Regions from separate parts of the Homo sapiens genome. Here all the other regions are linked to region 1. A link is a contact called in ENCODE Hi-C or POLR2A ChIA-PET data. All regions are on one chromosome and are shown on one strand. The core of a region is the stretch at or near the end of the contact, and the rest is flanking DNA. Distances in the headings are between cores, read along the strand shown.

What was found. A loop is a pair of places that touch in the nucleus more often than their neighbours do. ChIA-PET counts read pairs that join two places held with the same protein, here RNA polymerase II (POLR2A). Pooled maps may share reads with other maps.
Region 2: a loop to region 1 is called in a pooled map, with 13 times the contacts of the local background. The contact joins two enhancer-like sites. A Hi-C loop is called at or near these places in 1 of 168 maps with a recorded cell type or tissue (ovary), 1 of 37 single-sample maps with no recorded cell type and 10 of 50 pooled maps. POLR2A ChIA-PET finds 5 or more read pairs at or near these places in 1 of 52 experiments (PC-3).
Region 3: a map with no recorded cell type shows a loop between it and region 1 (2.4-fold over the local background). The contact joins two enhancer-like sites. A Hi-C loop is called at or near these places in 2 of 37 single-sample maps with no recorded cell type.

What each region holds. Positions count from the first base shown.
Region 1 is chr2:7,845,795-7,850,806 of GRCh38, reverse strand. The region is part of intron 1 of LOC105373408 (a long non-coding RNA gene); the gene reads left to right. Among named protein-coding and RNA genes, the nearest start is that of LINC01871, 120 kb to the right of the region's middle. Within about 2 kb of position 2,811, at least 4 of the 41 ENCODE cell types and tissues checked have a DNase peak (open chromatin) inside an H3K27ac peak, as active enhancers do.
Region 2 is chr2:8,513,246-8,518,257 of GRCh38, reverse strand. No RefSeq gene overlaps it. Among named protein-coding and RNA genes, the nearest start is that of LINC01814, 68 kb to the left of the region's middle. RefSeq lists enhancers at 2,801-2,850, 3,051-3,160. Within about 2 kb of position 2,262, at least 14 of the 41 ENCODE cell types and tissues checked have a DNase peak (open chromatin) inside an H3K27ac peak, as active enhancers do.
Region 3 is chr2:8,377,663-8,382,674 of GRCh38, reverse strand. No RefSeq gene overlaps it. Among named protein-coding and RNA genes, the nearest start is that of LINC00299, 52 kb to the right of the region's middle. Within about 2 kb of position 2,439, at least 5 of the 41 ENCODE cell types and tissues checked have a DNase peak (open chromatin) inside an H3K27ac peak, as active enhancers do.

The DNA.
Region 1 (5,012 bases), core at 1,562-4,061:
GAACTAAGCAGAAGCCCCTTGGCGCCAGCCCTGCTAATAAAAAATCTCCTGGAAAGTAGAAATGGAAAAATATTTCCAATTATGAATTTGAGAGATGAAATCATGCATCTGGAGAAAATGAGCCCACACCTGGAAAGAAGACTGTCTGGAACTAATGGAGGGGAGGCTGCAGAGGAAGACAGCATCCCTTAGGATGGCCCCAGGGCTCTTTATCCTGTGACCTTTTACCTGTTGGGAGACACAGCAGCAAGTGTAGGAAGCCACGTATTCTCATCTGTGCTTGATGGTGTATTTCACAAAGCCCCTGTCTCTGTGAGGATGTGCAACTCTCCAGAAGGATGCTTTGAAGAAGAAACAGGAAGGAGCACAGTCCCACCATACCTCTTGCCTGGGGCAGTGGTGGAAAATGCACAGGCTCCCAAGCCCCTCAGAATAGGGTTAGGTTCAAGAGCGATGTTCAAAATATCTATCAGCCACTGAAGCCCAGGAACCAAATAAACAGAATAGATCACAGCCTTTGTCCTGATGTGGGGTCCCAGAGGCCTGTGCGGTACCAGGAATGTACCCATTAGTTGGTGGATTTAGGTGCTGTTTGAAATTTCCAAGGCAGGTAGAGGAGAAAGACGAGGGGCTGTGGGGCTAGGGAGAAGAGATTCAGGGAGCTTGGAGAAGTGGTGATTTGCCAAGCTGTGTAAAGCATGCATTTCAAGATCTTAGCAGCCAGTGTGTCCGACGGGAATTCTATTATGGTTAGTGGCCTCCTTCGTCTCCCCAGACCCACATTTATAACCATCACAATGTGGATCACAGTCTACTGTAATGGTCTGATCATGTGCCTAATGCCCCAACCAAGTAAAAACACTTTAAAGACAGGAGTTGTGTCCTTTTAATAAGTGCACCCAATGTCAAGAGTGATGCCTGCCTGGTTTCTGTTTCATGCCTGGAGAATTTGCATTGGTGAGTTGAGGACAGCCGCCAAGGTGTCAGGGCAGGGATGGTGGGCACAGTGGGCAGCCTGTGGCCGGTGTCTTGCCATGGTGAGGAGGTGTGAGTCTCCACCGGGAAGCAGGGCCGTAGGAGGCCAGCTAAGGCATGGATCCCACCCTCAACCCTCAGAGTGGCTCCCATGCTCCACCCAGGGTGGCAAGAGGGAACGGCCAATGCCAGCAGTCAGTTCAGTACTCTGCCTCCATTGCTGTTTTCCCAGCTTTCTGTGCAGATCCTGGAGCAGCCAGAGGCAGCATAAAGCTGGGGAGAGAGGAGGAGGAGGAGGAAAGATGGAAGAGCCCACACTCCTTCCTCCGAGGCTCCGGGAGAGGAACATCTCCCTGGACTGGAAGGTTCCAATTAGACAGTACTAGTCTTTTAAAATAGCTGACGATGACTCTTAATTATCTAAAATAATTATATGTAATTGAGATCTGGCACAGGCTGGAGAAAGAAATCAAGCTTTTTATATTTGTCTCCTCATTGAGTTTAGCTCACTTAATCCACTGGATACACATCTACCCTTACAACAAATACTTACTGAGAAACTATTACAGATAAGACATGGTCCTGAGGAGCAAGGGCCTGCGGATACAAATTGTTCAATGATCTCTAACCTCTGGCATCTCAGTCCAACAGTGGGAATGGTGGCTCAGCAACTCAATACAGCATAACACCAAGAGGGCTGTCATAAAAGGACAAACACATTAAAAATTACTATGGAGAAGGATGAAGGTAATTGTCTAGGTGGCTGGCAGCTGTGGCCTATGCCCTTGTGTGCCCATGCTGTGGTCTCTACTAACACTCCATGATGGGAAATGCCCCAGGAGACGGATCCTGCCTGTGGGTAGTGGGTGCTTTTGAAGAAAGTGAGATGGAAACAGACTAGCTAGGAAGCCACTGGATGTGGGGCAGGATGGTGTGTAGGGACAAAAAGAAAAGACAAGAACCCGTTTTGATAGAATTGCTCACTGGGAACATCTTTTTTTATGAATATCAAACTAATTCTCCAAGTCAGCCTGGAGTGCAGAGTGGCCAGTGGGAATGCATGCCGCTGAAATTGCTTAATTAAAGGCATGATATCCTGTGTTCATTTAATGCTTTACTTCATGGTCACTGTTTCTTATCTCACAGCAAGGTCCAGGCCTCAGCATCATGCAGAGAACACTGCATCATCCAGAGGCCAGCATCAGAGCCTCCTGGGTAACTGCAGGAAGGGGTCCTCGTCTTGGTGGCCCCAAGTGGAACACCTTTCAAATGAATGCCCCCACCTATAGGGTGGGTGTATGGAGGGTGAAGGAGAAGCGATCACACTTATGGTTTCAGGACCCAGGGAAGATAAAAAAGCAGAGGTGACTGAGCGTCTGGGGAAGAAGGTGATAAACAGCTTCTCAGAGCTTGCAGCACAGACAGCTCCATTCATAACTTGTTAAATGGAAGCTCAGGAATGCTTTCAACAAGCGGGGACATCTTATCTGCAGCATGGATGAGAAATTTCACTCACAACAAAGCTCAGCATAGAAAGGGCTCTTATCTCAGAGTCCAGAATGAGGATATTAGTAACACTGCCTGCTTCTTTCTCAAACCCTATTAGCGTCAGGTAATAGGTTTCACCAGTGGCTTTTAGCATTTGCTCAGCTGCAGAGAGCTACTGAAAAAGAAAGTTTCTTTGGAAACAAGAAGACTTATACTGAGAAACATTACCCGATCATTGAGGTTGCTATTGATTCAGGTATTTCTGAATAGTTGCCTGGAAAGCATTTCTGTAGAGTGAGTCAGGCTTTTGCCCTTCACTTTTGTTTTGAAGATGAGAGTAGTTGCTTCTGGGCAAGGTTTCAGGAAGCCAACATACACACACACACACACACACACACACACACACACACAAAACTGTGTATGTGTGTGTTTCTGTGAATGTACGTCTTTATGTTTTTATGCTTTACTGAAATCGTTTGAAACTAAGGGAATACATGAGGAAGCTTCTAGGGATCCCTGAAGTTCATGAATTTGTATAGAAGACATCTGTGGCTTTTTAAAATTTGTACTGGAGAGCAGGGTCATGCTCTAATTAATGACACGAGTAAATATACAAAGCACTTCTGCCTACATTACTGGAGAAAAGGCCTGAAAGAGGTAGGTGAGAGCTATGCTTTCTATAAGGTTGGAGCAAACAACAAATGCAAAAGCCCTGAGTTAGGAACGTTCCTGAGATGCTCCAGAAATAGCCAGGAGGGCAGTGTGGATGGAGCAGCGTGAGTGAGGAAGGGAGTTGTAAGTGATGAGGCCAGAGAGAACTGATGTGTAATGGTATGGGTACGGCTTACACACCATCACACATCAGTTCTGGTGGCCAGTGCAGTGGCTCCCGCTTGTGATCCCAGCTACTGGGGAGGCCAAGGCAGGAAATATAGCTTGAGACCAAGAATTTCAGACCTGCCTGGGCAACATAGTGAGACCCTGACTCTACAAAAAAATTAAAAAAAAAAAATGCCTGATGAACCATTCTAAGAATTTCAGCTTCTGTATCTGTGTGAGATGAAAAGCCAAGGGAAGCTTTTGAGTCCAGAAGTGTCGTGATTGGATTTTCATTCTGAATGATTTCCACAGGTTGTCCTGTTGAGAATAGAATTAAGGAGGTTGGGGGATAGAGAGGCTCAGGGTTGATCAAGGGGTGATTGCAATCATTGAGGTAAGAAATTATGGGGATTTCACTTAAACTAGAAGCCATGGAGGAGATTAGATGAAGCCATTTTCTGGATGTGTTCTGTGGAGCCACTAGGATTGTTGATGGATAGGTTATAAGCGTCAAAGAATGAACGGAACCATGGATGACACTGATTTCCAAAGCAATCTCTCCATCTTTTTTTATTTAAAAATCCTGGCACCCCAGCGGCTTTGATCTTGGAAGCTGGTGAGCAGCAGTGGCCTCACACTCGTGGTCCATGCCCATGAGGAGCTGTTCCCTGCAGAGGAGGCTCCTGGCTCTGGTAGTCACCTTCTGCAGGGATCATGGGGCCAAGGGCCCACTTAGGGAAATCCCACACCCACTGATCTGTCCTGATCGAATCCTGAATGGACTGTATCAGAGAAATGAGCACCCCTCACACCTTTTCACTAAAGGCAAGACTAGAAAGAGGTGGGTAGGGGGTTGGGGGAGAGCTGATGCCCCCAGAGCACTGGAAATCAAATAGCGGCAGGTGCTCAGCAAGGCCATGCTGGCCACCCTCTGTTTGCCTTTCAGACCCTTCTGCCTCCTTCCAAGTCCAGCCCGTGCCCCAGGACACATCCTTAGGGAATGCCTCTGGAGCCTCTGGCTTCAGGTTGAACTTGGGTATTGAGGAGCACCCGCATAAGGAGAGTTAGAGAAGGGTCAGGTGTGTATCTTATTTGTTTATTCATCTTGTTTGTTACTCTGTTTCTCCTTTGACATCTTCTTTTGTGTAAAACAAATTATTTTCAGTATACTGTTAGTAATGTATTAAATTTTATGTCTATATATACTGGCTCCTTAAAGGAATGCAATACATGTCTTTAACTCATTGCAATCTAATAATTAGTGACTTAATTTTTGTAACACGTAATAATTTTGCACATATATATTTCTATGCCCTTGTCCTCTCTCTGATGGGCTCAGGGTCTGGCTGGATCTCTTGACTCTCCTGAGGCCCCCACCCCTGCTTAGTGGCCTTCCCACACTGCTGACCTCTCTGGGGGCGCAATTTCTCCCACCCCTCCCCTCTCAGGCTGGAAGGGTTGGCAGCTCTAGGATGTTACTAGCCCAGGAAATTAGACTGTTCTCGTGCTCACCCTACACCTTGCCTGCTTCTTTATAAACAATCCCTTTACTGAATTATACTAAAATTATCTCATTTGGGTGTGCCATCTACTTTCTACAGAAATATTGACTGTTGCAGAGGCATACTTTTTGGATTTTCAAAGGCTGTTAAGAATTATAGCCTAGGGATTATAACTTTGAAGACTGTTTTTAATAAACTTTATTGAAGCATAATTTACATGCAATAAAA
Region 2 (5,012 bases), core at 1,013-3,512, 670 kb before region 1:
CATGGGCCAGAGGCGGAGAAACAGGTGCTGACTGGAGCTGGGAAATGACTCCTCCCTCGGCCCGGATGGAGTGCTTCCCACTCCCGCACCCCACTGGAATCCCACCCCCCTCCCTGAGACCCAGGAAGTTGCTGGAAGAAAGGAGGAGAGGACAGGATGTCCAGGCAGGTGCAGGGATGTCAGGGGATGCCCCTGGAGTGTTGCAATAGCCTCCTGGGAGTACTTTCTAAAAGCATGGCTGAGCCAGGCCGGCATGGGCTTGTGGGAGTAGGTGATTCCGGGTCTCCTGCCTCCAGGGCCTGTCATGAGGACTCCACAGAAAGTGACTCCACAACAGTGGGACTCAATGAGCACCTTTGGGAACTTATCCCCACCTCACCTTTAACATTAAAAAAAAAAATCACATCAAAACAGAGTGGCAAACTGGTAAAAAGTACAGATACTGGAGCCCCACTGCCTGCACCCAGGCTGCAGGAATTTCTAGCAGTGTGATACTCAGGACACTAGGCAACTTGCTTCTCTCCCCCACCTCAGTTTCCCCATCTGTAAGATGCTGATGATGGCGGCTGACAGTGCCCATCTTGTAAGGTTGCCACGAGGATCAAATAATTTTATATATATATATATATATATATATTTTTTTTTTTAGACCGAGTCTTGCTCTGTCACCCAGGCTGGAGTACTGGGGCATGATCTCAGCTCACTGCAACCTCCACTTCCCAGGTTCAGGTGATCCTCCTGCCTCAGCTCCCCCAAATAGCTGGGATTACAGGCATGTGCCACCACACACAGCTAATTTTTGTATTTTTGTAGAGATGGGGTTTCACCCTGTTGCCCAGGCTGGTCTCGAACTCCTGAGCTCAAGTGATCCACCTGCCTCGGCCTCCCAAGTGCTAGGATTATAGGACTGAGCTACCGCGCCTTGCGATTATAGATACTCTTAATCACACATGCTGGGAACAGTCCCTAGCAGGTGTGGAAATCAATAAATATAAGCTACTAGAGTATTATCTGTATTAAAGTGGGTGGTCTCTGAATACGGGTGCTCCTTCAAGCCTTTTGCGGGGTGGCTTGTTTGGAGGGAGGCTTTACTTGCCGTTCTGCCTCCCAGCCAAGCTGCTCCGTGTTGGACCTGTGCAGGCAACGAGGGGCTGAAATGGTGCTTAATGGCAGCATGGCGTGTCCTTTACTCCAGGCTGTACGCGGGCAGCTCCGAGATCTCCATTTCTGAGCCTCTTGCTCCACTGTAGACTTGGGAACTACTGCTTCTGCTCCCCCAGGTGCATCACCGTCTACGGGAGGAGGATGCTGAGGGGCAGTAGGACTTGGACCTGCCTTGGTGTGACTGGCCTTGGAATTCCAGATGTGCCACTTCCAAGCTCTGTGACACAGAGCAGGTTACTTCACCTCTCTGAGCCTTGGTCGTTATTGTTGATTGCTCAATGAGCATTTATTGAGCACCTCCTTTGTGTGGAGTTCTATTTTAGGTGTGAGAATTAATAGATTCACATAGCCACTAGTCACTGTTACTTAGACATGGCTCTGGGCCTGAGAGAACGTGAAATCTATTAGGGAAAAGATCACTAAATTGATGATGGTCAAGCGTGCACAAGAGTGGGAAAAGGTCCTGGAAGGCTCTCCAAAGGACGGGCTGCATTTCAGGGAGAGATGGGAAGCAGCCTGCGGGATCGGGGTACCCTGGAAGGGTGTGTGAGGGGTGGAGGGTGAAGGTGAGGAGGCAGGTGGCACAGCTGTAAAAATGACACAGTGTGAATGCGTGGGGCTCAGGGCAGGCACGCCAGCTCCCAAAGTGTAGGGCCATGCACTATGTTATGTGGTTTAAGCAGATAACTCATTTCATCCTCATAAATCCTCTGAACTAGTCACAGTATTTGTAACTCAATGTTACAAATTACAAGTAATGATAAACCACAGCCTGCCCGAAGGTCACAGAGCCAGGACATGCAGCATGGGCAGTAGGTGGGCTCCACTCTGAGCCCTAGGCTTCACCACAAGGCTCTGCTGCCTCCTACTGTGTCTTCCTTTCTTCCTGCCATGTTGGAGGAACTCAACTGGGAACCACTAGCCGCAGTCCTGAATGGGCCCTTTCTTCCCATGAGGACACCTGGCTGGAGGTTGGGGCCCAGAGGAAGTGGAGCGACAGCAGGTGTAGAATGGTTTCTGTTTGCTTCTCAGTTCTGAAGTGTTTCCTCTGATAACATTCACAGACAGCAGCTCTGCTGGACAGTTACTGCCCACCTGGAGGGCTTGAGGTGCTCTGTGTGGGGAGGTGGAGGAGGGGAAGGGGAGGAGGAGGAGGAGGGGAAAGGGAGGAGCAGGAGGAAGAGGAGGGGGAGAAGGAGGAAGACCTTGAGGAGGAGGAAGATAGGGAAGAGGAAGGGAGGAAGGAGAGGGAGGAGGGGGAGGAGGGGGAGGAGGGTGGATAAAGAGGAGCAGGAGGCAGCCATGCCCAGTGCCTGAGCAGGACCTGAGTGTGCTGTTCCTGAAGGTATTAGGAACCTCGAGCTTTCTACACCCCAGCTTCCTTTGGGTTGAGGTGTTCCTGAGACATTCACAGTGTCAAGGGCAGCCCTCCTTCGTGACGCAGGGGACGAGATACCATCGGAACAGGAGTATATTTAGAAGACAGGAAACCAGCCCTCCAGCTTGCCCTTGATTTTACAGCCAGCGTTTTAGCCTTGTGAGCACCCCCGGAATTGACTGAGGCTGCAGGGCACTGTGAGAGGCCCTGCAGCCACCCATGTGGCCTCTTCCCCTTTTCTCCTCTCTGCCTCTTGGCCTCTCTGCTGTCTCTCTTTCTGTTTCTATGCTGTGCTGGCTTTGCTGGGGTTGTCCCAAAGTGATGGGGGAGAAATGACATTTTACTTGGAACTGAGTCATTTTGCTGGATTTTTTCAGCTGCGTTCCTGATTAGTAAACCTGTTTCAAGAATGGGAAAATGCACGGGGCTATTTTTAAGTGTTCTCAGCACCAGTGTCCCTAATTCCTAGAACAGACATCAATTGCTTTTCTAGTCTCAAATGCAGATAAACATGCGGCAGCGACATGACCTTTAGCAAAGTAGACTTGCCTACCAACAGTTTGCTCATCTGTAAAATGGGGCTCACACACCCTACCTCATGGGCAGAGGAAGAAATGAGACAATGAGCACCTGACCCCCCACACAGTGCATATTGCCTATGGGTGTTTAATGTGCTGAAGGTTCCTCTGGTGGTTTTTTTCTGGATGAAACTGTGCCAAGACCAGCCCCAGGGGAACTGGTGAATCCCCTGGTGTGCTAAATACAGGTGTGTTTCTTAGTTTAAAATCCGCCTTTGGTCGGCTACTGGAGGAATCATACTGAAACTTGTACTTAAATCATCAGCTGGGAGAAAAGTTGGTAACTCCTGCTCAGTAAATAAACATTTGCCAAGCCCTCCCGTGCTAGCTCTGCACAGACAGATGGAGAGGGAAAGGGAGGTCACACAGCTCTGCCTGAGAGCCTCCATGAAGGGAAGGAGGTGAGCACAGAAATGAGGACCAGGCAGTGAGAATTGTGGGATGGGGATGGGGTGCCTGGCTCTACTAGGGGAGTTTGGAAATGGCTTATCTGCAGGTCTCATTATCCATGGTTGAAAGCTAGAGGACACTCCAAAATGCAGCAGTAGTGGAAAGACTGGGGCACCATACGCTGTGAGGAATACGTGACCTTCCAAGAATGAAACACATTTATGTGGCTAATTTAAATGACAGCCGTGATCAATTTAGTGTCTGTTGAGTGCTAGACATCGTGCCCAGTGGTTTGCATGTACCTCCTCATGGGATCTTCACAGCAGCTCTGTGGGGCTGGTACTGTCCTCATCTCCAGATTACAGATGGGGCCAAGATACTTGCTCAAGGTTGGACAGTTAAGAGACAGCAGAGTGGGGTTTGAATGAGATCTGTGTGACTTGAAGTTGGCTCTGCCTGTGCTGGCACCTGGCTTCCCTGCTCAGAGGATGGGCTCACCCTTCTCCCCTGGCCCATGCCAGCAGTGAGGGAGGCATCCTAGGTTCCCTGGTCTCTCTTGCTACCATGTCCAAGCAATGTTGAGTCCGAGCTATCCCGCCTCCCTCAGCGCCATCCTAATTCTGCTTCTCATCCCCTCCCCGCTGCCCCACATGGGTCCCGCCTCACCCTCTGTCTCCTGGCCTCCTGCAGGAGCAACCTAGGTGGTCTCCTTCTGGCTGTTCCTCCTCAAACCCATGCCTTCGTGGCTGTCAGTGAGCCCTATAAAATGCAGTGGCACGTCCCTCTCCAGGGTACCCACCTTCAGGACCTCCCTACTCCCACACTCTTGGGACATGTCTGTCTCCACCTCAGCATCCCCAGTGGGCCCTGCCTGCCCCTCCAGCCTCCTCTGGAAGGATCCCGGCCCCCTGCTTCGTGCCCAGGACCGTGAAGCTGTTCAGGGTCTTGCTCAGGCCAGGCCAGCTCCCCTCTTCATGCTGTCCCCACCTCCAGCTCCTTCCTTTCCCTTTGCCTGGTGGCTCCTGCTGTGAGACTCAGCCCTGGCACATTTCTTCCAAGAAGCCCTTCCAGACGCTCTCCTCCCAAACTTCCCGTGAAACTCTATGGGTATCCCGGTTCCACTGGGTCTTTCTCATGACACGGGAGTCTCTTTCCATCTTTTTTCATCTCTGTGCCCTCGCACATCTCACACTTGACACCTGACATTGGAATGCACAAACAAGACAGATTCACATCAAATCTGGATTCGACAGCTGACCAGCCAGGCTTTGTCCCTCATTCTTTCTTTTTTCTTTCTGAGGCAGAGTCTCACTCTGTCGCCCAGGCTGGAGTGCAGTGGTGCAATCTCGGCTCAATGCAACTTCCATCTCTGGAGTTAAATGATTCTCCTGCCTCAACCTCCCGAGTAGCTGGGATTTCAGGCATGTGCCACTACACCTGGCCATTTTTTGTATTTTTAGTAGAGACAGGGTTTCACCATGTTGGCCAGGCTGGTCTCCAAC
Region 3 (5,012 bases), core at 1,190-3,689, 530 kb before region 1:
ATCCCTAAGGATTAGACTGCAGGACTTGGAGGAAGGAAGGATAGAGGCAACTGTGGTGGAGTGTGATGACTTGGCTTGTAATCAGAGGCTATAGAACCAAGATTTTGGACTTCTAGTCACACAAACTTGAACCCTCAGCAAAACAGGAATAGTACTGGTGAATTCAGAGGTTTTTTTTTTGTGTTAAGTAAAATATTACAAGCTGGACAACAGAGGCTCTGACCAGTGGCCAGGCCAGGTGATGGGCCTTACATTTTTGTTAGCTGTTTTCTCATTTTGTTAATGAGTGTTGTATTTATTCCTCCACAAATTCAACAGTGCTTGCCAAGGACCTGCTATGCGCCAGGGGCTGCTGGAGCTGGGAACCTAATGATCACAGTGTCAGCCTCTGCCAGCCTTTGTGTGTGTGGCAGGGGTTGTTTTGAGTCCCACCATCTTCCATCCCTGATGCTTGGAGAAGCTGAGGACACACAGGGTAAGTGATAGCCCAAGCTGGGAGGAACCTGGACACTGGGTCTGAGAGCCTCCTTCAGAGAAGCTATTTGTGGCATCTTGGTGATTTAAAGATTCTCCCAAATCTTATTAAAAATGAATGGATCAGCTGGGTGCTGTGGCTCACACCTGTGGTTTCAGCACTTCAGGAGGCTGAGGCAGGTGGATCACTTGAGGTCAGGAGTTCGAGACCAGCCTGGCCATCAGGGTGAAACCCCCGTCTTGAAAAAAAAAAAAATTAGCTGGTTGTGGTGATGCACGCCTGTAATCCCAGCTACTTGGGAGGCTGAGTGAGGAGAATCTCTGGGACCCAGGAGGTGGAGGTTGTAGTGAACCGAGATTGTGCCACTGCACTCCAGCCTGGGCAACAGAGCAATACTCTGTCTCAAAATAAATACATAAATAAAAAAAAAAAGAATGAATGGGTCCTGTGATCTGGGGTCAAAATAGTGTTGTTTTTGTTGACCTCTTACCTGTGTGGATTTCTTACAGATTTTGTAAAAGAATCTTATTCCATCAAAAGCAATCCTTAGCTTTATTTCAAGATTTCCCTTAGTATGTAAACCAGAGCAAGACACAGACCTGTGAGATGCTATGTGAAAAACGGTAGGATGGTCAAACAATTTGGGTAAGGTTTCTTGCTCCATCCTCCTCCTAGAGAGTCCTGGTGGACCTGAGATTTTGGGAAGATGCAGACATACCAAACCCTAGTGTTATTTACCTCTGGGGCTGGTATTGGAGTAACGAAGGTGAGGTTATCCATATTTAATTAACTAACCTCTGTATTGTTTATAAGGAGCATGTATTTTTTTTGTAACTTAAATAATCCTATAAAATAAAGAAAACAATAAAAAAAAAAAGAAGACCCAAAAAATGTTCTGAGAAGGCCTGCCATAAGGAAACCTAGTATGTCCCAAATGTTTCCCACTAGGTAACACTTAACTGGTTCTTACACCAAATTTTTGGGGGAGTGCTTTCCTAATAAACATCAATCTTCCTTGATTGCATACATCTCAGAATAATTTAACTTTACAGCTAGAAGTAAGTTAAAACATGGCCCCTATGCTCACTGCACTAGAAAATAAAGTGACGCCTGCTGAGGTTGTGTGGCTTGCCCGAGGTGACCCAGTGGAGGCCGACCAGAGGCTCCCATCCCCTTTAACAGGAAGGTGAAGCTGCCCACCCCTCACTTTTGTTAATAATGACACTGTTAAATTAAGCTAAATGTGGCCTGAGGAGGCCTCCCTACTTTGAGTCCCTGGGTAACAAATTGCAAGGTAACTTAGTATGTAAACTCACTGAAAGCCCACCTTTGAAGTATACTTTTGTATCATAACTGAGTCTCAGCCAATCACAGCAGCTGAACTTCAGTCAATCCCAGACCGCCAGCTGTTCAGACCACATTCAAATATGGCAAAGGCTGCCTGTAATCAGTCAGGCCCTTTCTGTACCACACTTCTGTTTTCTGCCCATAAATGCTGCCTGCGCACTTGCAGAGTGGAGAGCTCTCTGAGCCTCTCTTCTGGTTCCAAGCGCTGCCCAATTGGAGAATTGTTCTTTGATCAATTAAACTCTGTTGAATTAATTTATCTAAAGTTTTTCTTGTAACAATACCATTACCATTATAACAGCCGTTAACAACAGGGCAATATATACAGGGGATGCTCCCAGCTCTGCTGTGCGTATTGTACTAGGAACCTTTAACATCTCAAGACTTCAGGAAAGATAAATACGTTTTCAGATCTGGGCTCAGGGACCTGCTGTCACTACCCTGGGCTTTAAGAACATGTTGTCACCCTTTTCTCTCCTGACACTGCCTACTCCATCAGGAAAGGGTCTGGTGAGGGCTGATTTTAGCTCTCCCAGGCATGGCTGCTATCCTGAGTCCCTGCTTCCTTGACACGCCTTCCGCCTGGCTTCCTGTAGGTCTCTGAAAGTGGCAGGGAAACCAGATGCACGGGAAATGACGGACTTTGAGCATTTCTCCCCTAAGACCCAACAGAACACTTCATGGGGGAACTTCTGTGGTTATTAGCCAGCTTCCTCTGCTGAATGAGAAAGCCGGCTGCCCCCTCGCACTCTAGGCTCTTGAAAGGTCAGACTTCTGACTCTAAAAGTGACCCAGATGAGATGCTGAAAGGCATGTTGGTTACAAGGGAGGGGACAAGAGGCACAGCTGTATTTCCATAGATAGCAAATACAGGGGGGCAAAGCCATAGATTTTAATTTTGACACTCCTTAATGTAAAAAATAAAACAAAACAGAACACAACTGGCATGCTTGCAAACACAGGGTCTGAAGTCCCTGTGGGAATAACCAGCCAAGGAAAAGTGAATGTGGGAAGGAAGAATGGGATTGTATCAGGCTGCTTCACAATGGGAGGTCACCCCACATCATTTATAAAAGGTAAGTGCTGGCACAGCCTGGCGGGCCCTGAGCACCACGCTGCAGGTGTGATTTATGAGGGAGAGACTGACTATAAATCAACACCCTTTGTTTTAAGTAGTAGTTCCAGTGCAGTGGATTAATTTACATGCAAAGAGAATGAAGAAAAATTGCAATGTATTATAATCTACACGTATCACAGAATTAGATTCCAAATTGGAACAAAGCGTTCCCACTGGCTATTTGACCACGACTGTAGAACAAGTGCCCTTGTGTGACGTTCTTTACGGGGCAGGGATGAGATAGTGACCGTTTGGGTCTTCAGGTCACCAGGGAGAGTGGTTTGTTGGAATCCTGAGTGAGAAGCTTCAGTGCTGGAAACCAAAAAAATTAATTCCTTTCGATGTTGGCGTGGCCTGGTTGCCAGGCTCTCAGGGTATCTTTGTTAGTAAAAAATCTTGCATTGTCATCATTTTTGTTACCATATTTGAACTTTGGTGTATTGCTGCTCTTGGTGTTAATATATTATAAAAGAGGGAGACAAGATTCTAGGCCAGTTCTCATCAGCCATTGTGTAGCTGGGGATGAGAGAGAAGAGCCAGTTTGAGCGTGTGCAACTGACGCTGGGAATTTCCATCATACGTGTATTTATTCTATTTATTTGGATCTTTGATTATCCTTACTGTCTTAATGGCTCATGGTTATTTCACATATGTCAACCTTGTACTGCTCAAGAGACAAAAAACTTCCTGAGAGCAGAGCTGAAATCTTTGGTTCTCTTGTATTTCTCAAAATGCCTAGCACTTTGTATGGGAAAGAATTGATTCTCAGGATGCACTTGTTGACTTGAATCAAATGTCTGTGAAAACAGGAGAGAGCCATTGCCATGAATAATCAAAACCCTAGGGTTATTCAAAGCCCTCATTTCAGCTCTTAAATTTAGCTCTCTTTTCCCTCAAGCCTTTTATCATAAATACCATGAGGGGGAAGGAAAGAGGATTATGATTTCATCTCTATTTGCCTCTCCTACCCTCCTGCTGGTACTGAAATGATCAAGAGAGTAGAAAAATGCCCAAAAACCAACAGAAGGAAAGAGATGCAAACGGCTCAGAGAACCATGCATGGGAGGCTTTGCCTAGAATGACTGAGACAGACTGTCATCTTGTAAGCTACTACCTGTTTTTGGTTTGGTGATGATTTTGTACCCATTAGTGTGTGCGGTTTTGCATTTGTGTACTTTGCGGTTTCAGGTGGAACTCGAAGTCTATTCTTTCAAGGACAGAAGGGAATTCCTAACAGTGCGCTGACAGTAAAGTTCATGACAAAGAACATCTGCATGCTATTACTATCGATTTGGGTATTCTTGGATATTTTTATCCTTTTTTTCCCAAAACAAATTATTTTCACTGAATACCAAATGTTCTGTTTCTACTCAAATTATAAATCATGATATGAATCTATTAGAGAATGATATGGCCTAAAGATGTCCTACCGATTGTCAGGATTTTCTAGATTTGCATATAGTTGCTGGTAGCACTGTAAGCAGTGCTTAGTGGACTTTAGCTAAGACAGTGGCCATGCCATAGAAATCCCAGGGGGAAGCTGAGGTTGAGCCAGGTGGGTAAAGGGAGAGCCAGAATGTTTCTGAAACTGCTCATTCATTCCTTCATCCACCGTTTATGAAATACCTCTTGCAGTCCAGGCATTGTAATTGGTGCTGAGAATATAGTGATGAGGACAATGGAATCTATGCCCTCAAGGAGCGGGGGCTTCTCAGGAAAGAGAGACTCTGGTAACAGAGCATGTTCAGGGCTATGGCAAGGATACCCCAGAGAGCCTAGGCCCTGTACCAGCCAACCTAGTGGAGTTGATGGGGGCATGGAGGGGTATTGGGACAAGTTTCTGAGGAAGACATTTGACCCACTTTTGATTTGTTCTTTAGGCAAAAAGTAGAAAAGGGTGTTTCAGTGACACAGATAGAAACCAGGATTTGTAAAGACAATATCTGAGTAAGATATGTTTTCCAAAATGCAAAAATGATACAAAATTAAACCTTCCTTAATTGATATCTTAGAACATTGATTATTGAGGCACATTAGAGGGGGTGCTAGGCTGAACTGCTCAAAAGAATGAAC